Linked DNA regions of Homo sapiens: region 2 is linked to region 1. Evidence: read pairs that join two places in POLR2A ChIA-PET (ENCODE). Cell type or tissue: PC-9. All regions are shown on one strand.

The links. Peaks named below come from ENCODE experiments on the same cell type or tissue, not always from the same donor. Only the 100,000 strongest peaks of a DNase experiment are listed, where the experiment ranks them.
Region 2: POLR2A ChIA-PET joins it to region 1 with 15 read pairs; 2 of 35 experiments call an interaction of 5 or more read pairs at or near these places.

What each region holds. Positions count from the first base shown.
Region 1 is chr3:25,577,862-25,585,861 of GRCh38, reverse strand. RARB (retinoic acid receptor beta) reads right to left here. Exons shown (of 8, transcript NM_000965.5): 5 at 5,140-5,316. Among named protein-coding and RNA genes, the nearest start is that of TOP2B, 83 kb to the left of the region's middle. In PC-9, no CTCF peak of the experiment used is centred here; a DNase peak (open chromatin) is centred at 3,451; H3K27ac peaks cover 2,002 bases.
Region 2 is chr3:24,707,239-24,715,238 of GRCh38, reverse strand. No RefSeq gene overlaps it. Among named protein-coding and RNA genes, the nearest start is that of THRB, 220 kb to the right of the region's middle. In PC-9, no CTCF peak of the experiment used is centred here; no DNase peak of the experiment used is centred here.

The DNA.
Region 1 (8,000 bases):
CACTGTTTACTAGCTGCGCGACCTGGGGAAAGTCACTTCCCCTCTCTGAGCTTCCTCCTGTGTTGACAAATACAATCAGTCCCGCTTCTGAAGTTCCAGCTTTGAGAAACATAGGCAGTGGCTCTTTTACAAGGGCAACCCCGGCAGAGGCAAGATGGCATGAGCCCCTGTCCAGGAAGGAAGGACCCTCTCGCTGCTTCTGCTGAGTGGCCTGGTTGCACCACCCACGCATCACTGTGGCATACCAGCTTTCCCCATCATTTGCCCACGGGGCTGATATGAAAACCCTGTCTTCAGAATCACAAGTGAATCATTATCCCTTGCTGTGTTCCCACATGGTTTAATTTCATTGTAAAAAATACAGCACTTAATGAATTCTCCACCACAGTCTTTAAACAAACCCTGGCAAAGCAAGTCATTTTCTCATCCGAAAATTTGTTCAAGGTTTTCTATTTTGCAAAAGCAATTTTGCCCTCCTTTATCCAGAGGCTGGAAACTCTTCCAGGGAGCTCTATGGGTCTTTGCCTTCCCCTTGGGCCTCAGCTGCCTCACCTGCAAAATGTGGACAATAACAGGACCCCTGAGGGCATAGTGCGACTTAACAATAATACCGAACATAACTGAGGCCTGTAGGGTGCCACACACTGTTCCAAGCTCTACGTGCTACTTCATTTCATGCTTTCTAGAGCCTGAAAGGAAGCTTCTATTGCCATCTTCATTGTAAATACGAGGCAACTGAGGCTCAGAGAGGGAAGTAACTTTCCCAAGGTCACACAGCTAGTAAGCAGCAGAGCCAGATTTTGAACCCAGGCAAGCTAGTTTCAGAGCCCACATTCAACAGCTGGGGCAAGCTGAAGGAAAGCAGGATCTATGTGGAGCCAGGATTGCGTGCAGTGGGGTGGGGGCGGAGGGTGAGGGGAGGAGATAAATACTGTGGCAAAAGTAGGGGCAGGCCAGGCGGGGTTGGAGTTGACTGTAGAGTCCAACAGGGCAGGGACCCTCCACTCTGCCATCTCACATCCACGAGGTAAGTGCTCAGTAAATACATGTGAGAATCATGACTTCAACCAATATTGACGCAGTGCTACATGACAAGACAGAGCAAACGTTTAAACCAAAAGTCAGACCGTGGTACACCTCTGCTCAAAACCCAGTGACTCTATAGGATACCAAGAAGGAGAATCTGTGCACGATCACAGGCCCCACTCCAGGATCTAAGGTCTCGCCCCCGCTGGCTCACTCCCTTCCAGGCACACTCACTTCCTCCAACCTGCCGGGGCTTCCTCTGCCCCAGGGCCTTTGAACTCCACTCTCTCTAGGCTCCCCACGACTCACACACCCCTCCCATCAGTGTCTTTTCTTGGGCCTGGCTCTTTCTGGGAAACACTGGGAAATTGTTTCTTCATTCAGGTTTCTTCAAATGCCACCTGTGTCTGAGCTACAGAAACAAGCCCCAGCCCTCCTTTGTTGTGCTCCATCCCTGATTCTGCTTCTGTTCTCCTCTGTTGCATGTAAGACGCTGTCTAATCCACGTATCTGCTTGCTTACTGTCTGTGTCCCCCCACCAGGAGAAGGTCGGCTCCATGAGGGCTGGGGTTTTAGCTTGGTTCCCTCTGCTGCCTCCTCAGAGCCTAGAATAGTGCGCGGCACACAGTAGGTCATCAACAGATATTTGCGGAAGGAAGAAGAGAAGGATGGGAGGGAGGGAAGAGGGGTGGAGGGAGAGAAGAGGCAGAGAAACCGAAGTCTGACCACCTCAAGGTTTGTTTTTACGATTTTTATTTTAAGTTGAGAGAGACTTGATCCTAATTACGTGCAGAGGAGAAGAGGCAGGTGAGAGAGAGTGGAAGAAAAGGCATAAAGGAGATTGAACGAGAAGGAAACATGGGGGCAGAGCCAGGTGAAGGGGTCACTCCTGCTCCGGGGCTCCCTCACTTGCCTGAACACAGCCCTAGGATGCTACCAACTCTTGAGTGAAGAAAGAAACATAAAAAACCCATCTGCAGTGGTTATGAAGAGGCTGCCTGTCTTAATAGAGACATTTTTGGCTACTTGGCTCCTGTGGGAAAACATGAAACTCAAAGTGTGGCCTCAGAATCTTCTGGACCCAACCTCGTGAAGGAAGCCCGGCTGTGGGCTGCCCACTAAATGGTCCCCACCGAGCAAAGGCTAGGATGGGAAATTCCCCTGGAAGGTGAGCAAGGGCAGGACAGGTGAGGCCTTCCATCCCCATCTGCCTGTATTATGAGGGCTCTCACCTCATGATTCTGAATCAACCCTTCCTGGAGAGCCTCGGCTGCGTGTCCCGCAGCTGACCGCATCTTCCTGTGAAAGTGCCAGCCCTGGCAGGCGTGCAGTTGGAAGCATTACCTTGTCTTGTTGAGAGACCACACACAACACGAGACACGTGGCTCTGAACAGGCGGTACTCAATCAGGGCTGGTGACCCTTGAGACAGCCTGGGTTTCCTTTCTAGGGTCTGAGAATAACCTCAGCCTGGGTCTGTCTGTCTGTCCATCCGCCTGGTTACTCTGTCCCACTCTATCCATATATCAATGACTTAGATAAGAAGATTCTTCTAAACAGCTCTGCCAGTTAATATTCTCATTCAAAATATGCTCTTTGAACTTGCGTACTTTCAGGATCTTGTGATTAATTGCCTTTGCTACAAATTCTTGGAAACAAGCTCTTGCCTAGGGCCAAATGGGTATTCCTTCGAACTTTGTCTGGTATGATTGGAGGTCTTTGCCCTTTAACTATCGGGACATTTTCCTCCCTGGCCTATTGCACCCCAACCCAGACTCCTCACCCCCATGGCCCAGGAAGGAGTGGTTGAAAGTTTCCTGATTCCCACCACAGGGCTGAAATTGCCCACGTTAACCCAGCTTTGGCCTTGTCATCAACATCATTGGCTAAGTACCTACTACGTGCTAGGTATTACAGCTGTTAATGTATTTAATCCCATTTAAGTAATTACCTTATTTAATGCCTTGTTGATTTGCATTTCTATTTTGTACATAGGTAAACAGAGGCTTAGAGAAGTTAAATAACTTCACCAAGGTCACAAAAATTGGTTTCTGTTCTACTGACTCTACCAAGGGGCTAATGGCTAATGCTTGGATCCATGGGGCTGGAAGAGTGCTGCAGGATTCAGTGTAAGCTGAGATGTGGGAAGAGAGGTGCTGGAGGCAGGAAGGGGATTTCTAAATTGAGGAAGGGGATTTAAATCTTGTGGAGACTGCACCCTGATCACTAAGTGTGTGGCTGTGCAGAAATAAGACACTTTCCCGGAGGATCTCAAAGCATACCTCTCACTCCATATGTTGGGGCTGAGTATCACAAACTGTCATCATCTGGCAACTAGACAAAAGAAGGATTAAGAAACAAGCAGAAGGTCAAGGTCAGAGCCTGAGGCCTGGGAAGGCTCCAGGCCCTGCTGGGTGGCTGCGTGATGCAGGGCTGTCAGAATGACACAGCATTGCTTGCTGTGGACTTGATTTGCTGTGAGTCACCTCACAGACCACTCAGACACTGTGGTGGTAACTCCAGTCTCTGCTAATATCTTGGAAGTGTTATGAGGTTTAGGGGAAATTCTACTGAGTGTTACATTTTAAGTTCTTGTCAGGAAAGCATTAAAAGGCCCAGTAATTTTCATTCATTATTCTAATAGCTCATTGTTAACATCATTATTGATTCGCCCACATTGTCTCTGTTACTCTCTGGTGGTCTAGCTCACTGTGGCCCACAACTCTCTCATCTCTGCTATCCCTAAGGGCTCCTGTTTATGCTTCATATCCTCTTTTACATCCTGTTAGGCCTGGAGGTAGCCCAGTACCACTCTGGCCGTATACCCCACTCCACCCCGATCTTGCACCACCCCCATCTGTGACCTTGGGAAGATCCCTGCCCTCCTGTCTTAGTTCAGGCTACTGTAACAGAGACCTGGCCCCTTAAACAACAACATTTGCTTCTCCTAGGTCTAGAGGCTGGAAGTCTGAGGTCAGGGAGCTGGCATGGCTGGGTTCTTGGTGAGGGCTCTCATCTTAGGTCACAGCTGCCTTCCTGCTATATCCTCACAAGAAAGAGAAAGGGAGCTCTGGTGGCTTCATCTCCTCATAAGGGCACTGATTCCATCTTGGGGCTCCACCCTGTAACCTCACCTAAACCTAATCGCCCCCGCCCAAAGACCCCACCTCCTAATACCATCACATTGGGAATTAAGGCTTCAACATATACATTTTGGGAGGATGCAAATATTCAGTCATAGCACGTCTGTGGGCCTCAGTTTCCTCACCTGTAAAAAGGGGATCCCTGATGCCCCTTCGCTCCCTGCCCTGCTCACGCTACTGCTTCTAGAGCCTTAAAGAGGGTAAGGGGGTCAGCACACTTTGTCTTCCACAGGCTGGAAGTCCACCCTCTCTTTCCCTGGTGGGGGCTTCAGGCTGGGACTGTTTCCTTGGATGGGAGCAGCTCCCATTAGACGTATGTACGCAGGGAGGCCCATGGAGAAAGTGGGATGGGGGACTGGCCTCCAGGGATGCATCAGAACATAGGGAAAGTAAAATCAGCTTTTGAAGTGCTATAAAAACATTGCTTTTTTATTAGGTCTCTCATAGCTTTGGGTATAAACCATTCTGCAAAGCAAATACAGTTACTATAATTAAGCACACGAACGCACTCCCACTTAGGAGGAGAGAGGTCCCCGTGTGTGGTGGTCGCACAGGAAGCTTGAATGTTTATGTGTCCTGTTTGCTAAACAGACCTGAGGAAGAGTGGCAATGATTACTCAGTAACTTACAGGTGCCAGGGGTCCTGAGAGCATATGTGATGATTTTGTTTCTTGTAAAATCAGGGGGTCTGGGGTAAACTTAGAAACAGACCAGCATTCACCTGTAGAGTTTGCCAACCTCAGCCCATTTGAGCCTCGCAGACCTCAGTGAGCCTGAGGGATGGGAATTCAGCCCATTTCACAGATAAGGAGCCAGAGGCTAGGTGAGTCCACCTACTAAGTCAGGTGAGTGCTAGAGTCGAAACTCAAAACCTCCTCTGGAGATCTTCAATGTCTCTTGGTCCCCTCCCTCCCCTCCACGGTGCCCTCTCTCCCTCCCCAGACCCATTGAGAGCTCAAAAAGGCACATACCAGGATGTCCAGGCAGGCGGCCTTCAGCAGGGTAATTTGGTCTGCGATGGTCAAGCCAGTGAAACCAGGCAGACGTTTAGCAAACTCCACGATCTTAATAATGCACTTGGTGGCCAGTTCACTGAATTTGTCCCAGAGGCCCAGGTCCAGTCGGACTCGATGGTCAGCACTGGAATTCTAGGAGAGAGAGAAAATGTCATCAGATACAGTTTCCGGGAAGCTCTATAGGAGGGGAGAAATTCAATGTGTTTCCAATTAGAGGGGGTGACATGTCAGCCTTGAGCAGGCAGGTTGTTGGTGGGACAGCTACATTTTTTTTAGCCTGGATTCATCCTTTTTTTGTGTGTGTGAGACGGAGTCTCGCTCTGTCACCCAGGCTGGAGTGCAGTAGCACGATCTCAGCTCACTGCAACCTCCACCTCCCGGGTTCAAACGATTCTCCTGCCTCAGCTTCCCAAGTAGCTGGGATTACAGGCGTGTGCCACCATGCCCAGCTAACCTTTTGTATTTTTAGCAGAGCCAGGGTTTCACCGTGTTAGCCAGGATGGTCTCGATCTCCTGACCTCATGATTCACCCGCCTCGGCCTCCCAAAGTGCTGGGATTACAGGCGTGAGCCACTGTGTCCGGTCGGATTCATCCTTTTAAAACACTTAAAATCTTATGCCTGTACCACTGGATAATCAAGTAACAGAGGAGAGGAAGTATCTCTGTATGCAGTTATCCAGCTAACAAACAAGAAAGGAATGAGGAGTCACCATTTTCTAACTCTGATGAATGAATGGCTCTAAGCATTGACCATCAGTACTTGTTAATCTCTTAAAAACACGCCACCTGTCATGCTGATGTCCTGATGGAAAAACACACCACCACCCATGAAATATTCTGGCCAGAAATCAAACTTGAATCTGACTGAGACTCTAGATAACCTCAGGAAATCCAGGGACACGGTAAACTACACAAAGTGGGTACAGCTATCAACATCCAGAATGCCAGAAAATCCACAAAACCAATGAACTGGTTTCTTCAATAAGAACATTGCAAGAGAGAAAAACAAGTGGAGAGAGAAATCTATAGATTGAAAGCAACTCAACCCAAATGCTCATTAACTGATGGGTGGATAAATAAATTGTGATTACAACTTTGCAATGAAAATGCTAGGTAGCGTTAATAAGGAAGGAAACTGTAATACATGCTACAACATGGATAAACCTTGGAAGCATGCTAAACCAAAGAAGGCAGACATAAAACGCCCATACTCAAAACGATTCCATTTATATGACGTTCTGGAAAAGGCAAAACTATAGTGATTGAGAACAGTTCAGTGGTTTTCCAGGAGCGGGAAGGCAGGTGGGGACTGACCACAGGTGCACAAGGAAACTCTCTGGAGCAATGGAAATATTCTACATCTTGACTGGAGTCAGGTTATGTGACTGTATACTTTTATCACACTCATCAAACTATACCTTTAAAAAAGATAAAAATTACATTATGTAAAATATACTGCAATAAACCTGACTTAAGATACTGAGAAAACTGACAACCAATTGCATGGTGTAAACCTTATCTAAATTTTAATTCAAAAAATAAACTGTAAAGAGGTGGTGATATATATGAGAAAACCAGAAATATGAGCTATTAGGTGTTAGAGATCATTTTATTTTAGGATGGTAATAATGGCACTGATGCTTTACTTTCGTTTGCAGGAGCTTCTTTCATTTAGAATACATATTAAGATATTTACAGATAAAATGATGAGATATTTGTAATTTACTATCCAACAAAAGGCTGACGTTTGGTTCTCTGACAAATGTAAACAGCTCAGGAGAGGTACTGTGTTTCTCAAACTGATATCTTTAGTTCCCCACCTCAGTTAAAATCAGTCTACAGGAAGTGAATAAAACTAGCTCTTGCTTTGAACGTCTGCATGGAAAGCCAGAAAGAAGAGTTTGCACGAGGTGCCACAGACACTGTAAAAACGAAGGTGGTCAACTTTGCCTTCCACGACGTTCCTTGTGGAGAGTAGACATGCATCCTCCAGATTTATTTTATTCCTTCCTCAAGGACCTTGGTGGTATACAGTACACTTGAGGGAACATGAGATCAAGATGTGTGGCCATTTGGGCCGTAATTAAATTTAATAGGCAGTTTATCCGGTTCGTAGGAAGATGACACGGAAGAGAGGGACGGAGAGTCAAGCTTATGGAGGGAAATCATTTTACAATAGAGTATCCATCTGGAAAAAAAGACATTGCCCCGACCCAGCAAGTGTGAACGAAACCTTCATCAACATTGCATGAGGTAACTTTATCACGCGCCAGGGCTGAGAGAGAGGAGCCTGTCGTACCTTCTATTAAAAATAATGCACAGCCGTCTTAACGGCATGTAAATCTAACTCACTATTATGCAAACTGAAGGGAAGAGGCAGTTAATAAAACACAAAATAACCTGGTGTTTTATTATACTGGCTGCTGGATTCATAGGCATGAGGCTTCAAATGGCTTATATATTATCTTCCAGCTGCGGCAAATGGAGAGCCCTGGCCTGCTTGGGTTGGTAATGAAGGCGGCTGTGGGGAGCACCAGCGAAGCGTGGATTTTCAGCAGCATTTCTGAGTGTGCAGGGAGGAAAACCAACAGAGAAGGAGAAGCAGAAAGTGGGGTGGTGAGGAGTGACCCTTGCTGTGAGTATGAGGCAGGCTGATGAGGAAAACAGCCAAGCCAGAAGGGCAAGGGGCTCTCCTCCATCTGCTGCCGACTGAGAGTCTGGCCAGGGCTTCCAGAGGAGGTCCCCTCTTCGGCAGGGGCTACAGGAGCTGCAGCGCCTCCCCAGGATGCCGCGTGGTGGCCCATATATGGAGGGT
Region 2 (8,000 bases), 870 kb after region 1:
GGACTGCTTGTTCTAATTCTAACCTGCCATGCTGGTAAGTCTGAGTACAATTTATACATCCCACAGTAGTTGGCTGTGTGTAGTAGGTTGAATAAAGTCTCCCAAAGTATCAGATCCCAATTCCTAGAACTTATAATTATTACCTTGTTTGGAAAAAAGGATCTTTGTAGATGTGATTAAGAGTCTTGAGGTGGGGAGATCATCCTAGATTATCTAGGTGTTCCCTAATTGCAATCATAAGTCTCCTTATAAGAGAAAGACTGAGATCCTGTGAGATTCCGCACAGACATTCACAAAGAAGTCAATCTCAAGATGGTACAGAGAGAGATTTAAAGATTCCATCCTTGAAGGATGGAGAGACGTTGCCATAAGCCAGGGAATGCCCGAGTCACACAGGCTGGAAGAGGCAAAGAATAGATCCTCCTCTAGAGTCTCTGGAGAGAGTACAGGCCTGTAGACACACTGAATTCAGCAGAGTAATTTGGTGCTGGAATTCTGGAACTGCAAGAGGATACATTTATCTTGTTCTAAGGCATCAAGTTTGTCATAATTTGATGCAGCAGCCACAGGAAATGAATACAGCACTATAGGAGGAAATTCAGGGCACTGATCCAGAACATAAAAAGAGGAGACCCTTTGGGAACTGTGGAAACAGCACTAGACAGGAAGCCCTTACCCTTTGGTTGATATCTGAGCTCTTTTCTGACACAAAGATACTAGTATATTTCTAAATTCTGCTCTGTGCTCCATGAAAAAAAAACAAAAAGTCTTCCCAAAGTTAGTGTAATCTTTCCTTATACTGCAAAAGGCATGTCCAAATGCTAATTAAAGTTCACCATCTTATCCTACCACATCCTGAGTATGTACTCTAATTGGTTCCAAAACTACCCTCTCCATTTCTCATTATGTCGGTATAATGTTTTCTAGGACACTGCAATTCAAAATGTGATTTACGGGGCAGCTGCATCAATGTCACCTGAGAGCTGGTTAGAAATGCAGGATCTCAGGCCCCTCCCCAGGCCGGTTGAGTCGGAGTCTGCATTTTAACAAATCCCCAGCTGATTGTATTAAAGCATAGGAAGTGCTGCCCTAGGACTCCAGAAATCAACAGCATCTTGAAATGGCCTCAACTAGCAGAGCCCACATGTAAATCCACAGCCAGCCATAAGTATTAGCCTACCAGGAAATCTCAGTGTTTTAAAGAACATCTTAACGACGTGTGGATACAGCACTGAATTCTGCACTGGTTAGCAGGAGACTGTTTTGACATAATACATACCATTAGTAACATTGCAAACATGGTATTTTCTCTAAGAAATAAAGACTATGTCTTTTCCTCAGGATTTGCTAAAATACAGCTTTTATTTGGGGCTCTCCATGTGCCAGGTTTCATGTTGTTTTCTTCAGGCAATGTTATTCTGGTGCCAGCTGAGAAGGGCAAGCTTAGCCTAGCTGGGTTTTCCATTTCCTATTGTTGCTTGCTTGGAAGTTAGCAGCCTCACCTTCTTTGGTACCCAGTTTGAGAGCTCCGTGGGTGTTCTCTGGGCTGGTAATTGCAGGGAGTTTGTTTGGGAACAGTAATGTTTCCACAGTTCCAATTGCTCTGTTTGCCTGGCTCCCAGTTACCAATGTTTTCAGTTTCATTGAGGCATACAAGACAAACTTGTTCATATTTATTTCCCCTGTAAACCTTGTTTGCAACAATGCGGCATTTAACCTGGTATCACAAAAACAGGTAGGGTAATTTCTCCCTATATTTCCCAAATTAGTTGTTCGAAATGTTTTAAATTTGGCCTATTTTGTCAGGATTAAAGCAAAAGTTAGAGTCAATCTACTTTTAGCTGTTCTAACCTACATTCCATTGACATGAAAGGGGCATTCTTGAAGCTGATATATGTGGACACATTATTTTTTTTTCCTATTTGAGTGAAAATGTTTCTCTTGGCTATGTTTGTCCACTGGAAAAGAGTCAGTGATCACCAATAGAGAAGAAACCAAAATGATAACTAATTACTCAAAGAAAAACTCTTTACTAATGACTTATTGTAAAAGAAAGATACAAAACTCATGCACAACTGATTTTAATACTAATTCTGTTTTCTGGAAGAAGGCCTCCTGGGGCTGCACACTATGCCGTCAAAGCCACCAACAGCAAATAATCCAGGAAATCACCAGGGCTGGAAGGTAAATATGAGCAAGTGAAGTTTAATTCTCCTCTCGTGGAGAGGAAAGCAGTTAGAGGAAAGTTAGAAATGGATTCAAATGCTACTCATTCTTCTATCCAAATATTTATTTAAAATAACCATATGGCAAAAAAATTGATATTTGCCTTTACTTTCTATTTCCTCCTAGGCAAACAAATAAATGGCGGTGTTTTTAAATGGATAAACTGGCTTTAAATAAGAACTGTAGAGCAAAGTCAGATTTATTTGGATGTGAGAATCATATAAAAGTCAACGAGGGCATTACTTTTGCTTAAGAAGAAAGCTTTTTTAGTGGCCAACAACTTTGAAGTTGCTATTTTCTGAGAGTAATTCTCCTATCACCTGATATTTCATATTATGGACTGCTAGACACTGGTTCTAATTCAAAATTAGTATAGATTCTATTACCCACATGGTAAGTAGCCATTATAAAAGGGAAACACCTTTGGTATTGCCAATGGGTGTTTCTTTCAGAAACCATCCATGAAATGAAGGATGATGTCAACAGAGTTTGGGAATTTACGGAGAACTGTATAAAAGTGTGTTGCAATTCTGCAGTAACAATCTAAGATGAGGAGGAAGGAATTATCAGCTTGACCTTGTCAGTATTGTACAACCTTGGTTGAACATACTTTCTGAGACTCAGTTTATTGCCATGTAAGATGTATAGTTATATTGGCATACATTAAAAAGTGTTTGTGAAGACTAAATGAGATCTCAAAAGTCAACCTCCCACAGTATTCCGCCTGGCCCATAGTAGCTCAGTTCCTTGCTTGTTGTTCTTTTTACTAACAACTACATTTTCAAGGGTTTGCCCTTTAGTGTATTAATCATACATCTGTATAAAAAAAAGGTTAAGTCTTCATAGCTTGCTATGTTTCTATCCCTAAAATACCCCCACATAAACTCAGTCCCCCATTGGGTTACCACAAATTTTTCCTTGAGTATGCCTGAGGATTATTACCTTTCCTCAACATTCCTACTCCTAAGATTTGACCCAGTTGAAGGCCCTGATCCTTCTGGTTCACATCTCTGAAGAGGAGATGAGCTTCATTTAACTGAACCAGAGAGGGCCTGAGGTTTCAGCTTTGACCAGGATGGAGGGGCCCTGAAAGCCTCACCCTGTGACAGTGTCTTCCAAAAGCATGACGTCCTACAGAAAAACACAGCAGCCCTGAGGCCCATCCGTGAGTTGCACGCTCTGCCAATGGATGAAGTCAGGAAACTGCCACAGTATATACTTGTTAATTGACTCTGTAAATGTAAGTTGTTGGTTCATATAAATAGTTTGCATTTATGACTTTTTAGTTTGCACCATTTATTTCTTAAGTATCTCTAGGAACAAAATGTTATATTTATATACTACCAAAAGTAATAACATCAAAATGATGCAGTATTCCTAAAACAATGTATTTTTTTTCTAAGCTAACAAACAGCTTGATCAGTCCACAGATGTCACATATACATATAGTAAACTCTAACTTTTTATATATAGGACTTTGTGCATGTTACTTTTTTTGCTTGAAATTTATATAGCTTGAATTTAATGAGAAACATAACTTTAGATAGTAATAAAAACTATGAAGAAGTGATTACATATAGGTTAGCTAATACTATGTAGCAAATTACCCCAAAATTCAGTGACTTAAATCAGTAAGAATTTACTATTGCTACAGATCAGCTAAATGAAAGGTTCTTCTGGGCTCAGCCAGGCTTAATCACTTGTCAGTGGACGGTAGTATATTGGGTCAATGGTTCTACTGATCTTGGCATGAGTCTGCTTGACGTGTGGGGATCAGTACTGACAATGGCTGAGACAATTGAGCTCTCCTACACATGGGCTGTCATCCTCCAGCAGGTCGCACTTGCGCTCATGTTGCTTCAGTTTCATTCTATTGGCCAGATCAAATCTACAAGAACAGCCCAGATTCAAGCGGTAGGAAAGTAGATTCTACCTCTTGATGAGAGGCAAAACGTGTGGGTACATAAAGGGATGGAAAATTTTTGGCATTTTTGAAGTCAGTCTATCCCAGTAACTTGATGGCCACTTGGAGAACAGTCATCACAGAAGCTTCTTGAGGTAGGTGACTTTTGAGTTAAGGATGAGGCAGCCTTATGAAGACTCAGGAACCTGCCCTGAAGAGTAGGCAGCACATGAAAAATCCCCGAGGTGAGTCTCCATGACTTTAGTATTTTCAAGGAATGGACACTAGTCCTGTTCGGTTATCCTTCTTTTCCCCTCTATAGTGTAGGAGCCACTTTCACAGGTTGTACATTTGGCAGAGGAGATCAAGATGAAAAGCTTAAGAGTAGAGGTAGAGAAACTAAAGATCTAAGATTCTAGGGACTAGAACTAGGTCTATCTCATTTGCCATAATGAAAAGCAATATCATTGCTTCCACACAGAACTCCCCATTTTGTAATGCTTCCTATCTCTCACAATTTATAGAGGCATTCAGGGTTGGATTTCCAGATGTAGGACACTTGCAAAGATCAAAATAGGGAATTTGTTATTACAGAAGACACTAAACACTATCTCTAGAGGAGATAACTTTCATCCCTGCCACCAAATACTATGAAGTTTTTCTTTCTCAGTTAGGACTATAGAATTTTCCTAAGTAGTTTTACTTGATTCCTTTTTGGCACTATCTTCACAAAAAGATTCCTTCCAGTAACTCAAAGTATAGAAAACTCTAACTCATCACACCAGGGAAATGAATACAGAAACTGCAAGAGGGAGAAGGGCAGTTCAAGGCAAAGTCAAGCTTCTGGCCTGTGTTCCCATAATATCTCCACAGCCAGTATTCTATTAGTCACTTTAATGCCTAACAAGTGGAGTCTCTAAACTAGGAGTCAGAAGGCTTGGGCTCTAGTCTGGATCTGAGCCAGAGAACAAGGTCTATGTCTTGTTCATCTTTATATAACTAGCTATTTTAAGAAGAATTAAATAGGCAGGCTAAATGCTGGCTGGCTGGTTGGTTGGTTGGCCAGCAGGCTGTCTGGTGACTGGATAAATGAAGGAGAATGAAGGGAGTGAAAAGAGCACGGGTGAGAGTGAGATTGTCCAAAACAAGAAAGAAATGCCTGAGACATTGCCAACAGATGATTAGTTTTCTCTTAGTTGGCCACGTATAAGAAAATAGACATTGGATTCATTTCCAAATGAATTATCATACCACCCCATAAAGACTGAAATCAGGGATGTGATTTTGAGCAAGTCTGTCAAACTTCCTAGGCATCAACATTCTCATCTCTAAAATGGAACAGCTGGACTAGATGATTTCTAGCTCTAATATTCTAGTGTTCTATTACGTTTACTTCTGAGTACAAGAAAACCTCTGGTGATGAGAAATACATCTCGGAAGTTCATCAGTATATGGGCAGTGGCTCTTTATGCCATTTTCTTTTTTCAATGGAAAAAAATGCTTAGAAAACATTACTTGTTGACATCATTTAAAATATTGAAATCAGGCAATGTTGAATTAAGCATTTTAAGCATATGGAATTTTTACAGTGAGAAAAAAACAAACACTAAATTAATTTTCTCTGTGGATTTTTTGATTCTGTAACTCATCCTGTAATGGGGTCCAGAATCCCTTTGACAAGAGACTAATTCCACCTTACCCTTCAAAAATCTCCATCTGATATGTCTGCTGATTGGTCAGAATTCTGTTCCTTGTTTATAACCCCTCTCCCCACTTTTTTCACAGGGAACTTCCTTTTCTCATTCCATGTTCTGGTGGCTGTCAAGCATGTCACCAAGTTCCACCACCAGACACAGAAATGGGCACACAACCAGAGGTGTCCATTCACATTCTACTTTCTAGGAGTTCATTTTTGGATGGCTACATCAAGAGACATAAGTGTTTTTAGAGCTGAGTCATTCAAGGACAGTATGCAGTAGAGAAATAGCTGAAGGTGTTCTGGTCCTAAAATTTCAGGCGTGATTTTCCAACTCAAGTTTACATCAGAATCACCTGAGGGCTTGTTATAACATCACTGATGGACCCCACTCCAAGATTTGTGGCTTAATAAGTTTGATGTGGGGATGAGAATTTCCAATTCTAACATGTTCCAAAGTGATATTGATGTTTCTGGTTTAGGGATAACACTTTGATAACTAATTATTTCTAGAACCACCCTGTATCCTTTTTTATTGAGGACTGGTTTTCCAATGCCTCCCTCAAACTATAAACTATTCAGCATCCTTCTCACAAATTCAATGTTCTTGTGTAAGTTACTTGGGGTTGGTCAGATCCTATAACTTGTAATAGAATGTTGGAAACAGATTTTTCTGACTCATGGGATGCAGTAGTAAATACCTTAAGTACTCTCAGTCAAATACTTACATTCACAAAGGCCACAGAAACGCAGATGAACCCTGCCATTTACTGCTCCTTCCCTGACTTTCCGTCTGCTCAAGACTTTCCCATAGTCACGCTCCAACCCCAGCACTGCCTAAATTTCCTCTGTTCCAAATACTTGCGAGCCTTGACTAAACCCATTGTTCTAGGAAGTCTCCCTTTTCTTCCCTCTTCTTTGAAAACAAACCTTACGTTGCTTACTTATTTTAAAACTTCATTTTGCTTGACATCCAAACTAAGTTTTATTTTGTGGTATTAAGTTACAGTGGTGGTCTTCTTCTTAAAAATATTCTTCCCATAGCATCCCCAAAATAAATACTCATATTCAGGATACTCTCCTACTCTGCTGGGAGTAGTTTCCAGAAATTTCAACAACTTGCTTCAAAGCCAGCTGCTCTCTTTATAGCTTCTGAATTTAACAACCCTCAAAGCTGAACTGAAGATATCTAATCTTTGCTAGTGTTTTACAAGATGATAAACTTCAAGCTCACATAGATTTAGAGAAGTTCCTTTTATCAGACTAACTCCTTCTGTTCCTCTGGAATCTCAGCTTCAATATCACCTCCTCCTTCTGGGAAGTCATTCCTGCCTCCTGCCTCAGGACTGATGTTGTTGCCCAGCCTGTAGTTCCCATAGCAACTTTTCTTCCCCTATTAAGTCAAACCACCTTCTTTTCTGATACTTCTGATACATTTCTTTATTCATTCTTTCCTCCATTCAATGGTAAGCTTCTTGATAATTCTCTCTTAATATATCCCCAGTACCTAGGAGAGTGCCTTATCTGCTGTACTCAAAAAATATTCATTGAACATTGTGTAGATATAAAATGTGTTATACTTGATGAGTATACATTGAGTATACATTGTTTTTCCGTGTCCAGCATTCATTTCCCCCTTCTCATAACTGCACCAGGGCATTCCTTCGGTGTATTCATCTTTCCCACACCCTCAATTAATGTGCTTTTAATATGGTAGACTCCACTCTGGGATCCTGGGAGGTACAGGATCAAAGCTTAATATTTTAAGCATCTTTGACCAAGAGTCTAAGTATGTTTTTTCCCTGGCTTTAATTAATGAAGTGATTCTTTGATAAAGTAGGGTAGAACTCTGAAATAGCTCAAAGCATTTTCCAACAAAAGTCCTTTAATTTTTTGCCCAAGAAAAATTGCCGCATTACAAAAGTCCAAAGGTCCTCTTTGGAGTGCATATAAGCCAAACTTTCTAAAAGACCCCTGGCACACCTAGCCATTTTCTAAGAGTATCCTGGCATGCCTGGCCAGTCCTATCTTTCCAATTACAGTGATTGGTTCAGGAAAGGAAATGACACTTCGCCAATCTGAGAGTTTGGCTAGCTGGGCAAAAAGCCTCCCTCTTTCTGCTGGGTTGACTAAGCCTGGAGGTGCTGGTGACCACCCTTACATCCTCATAAGAAG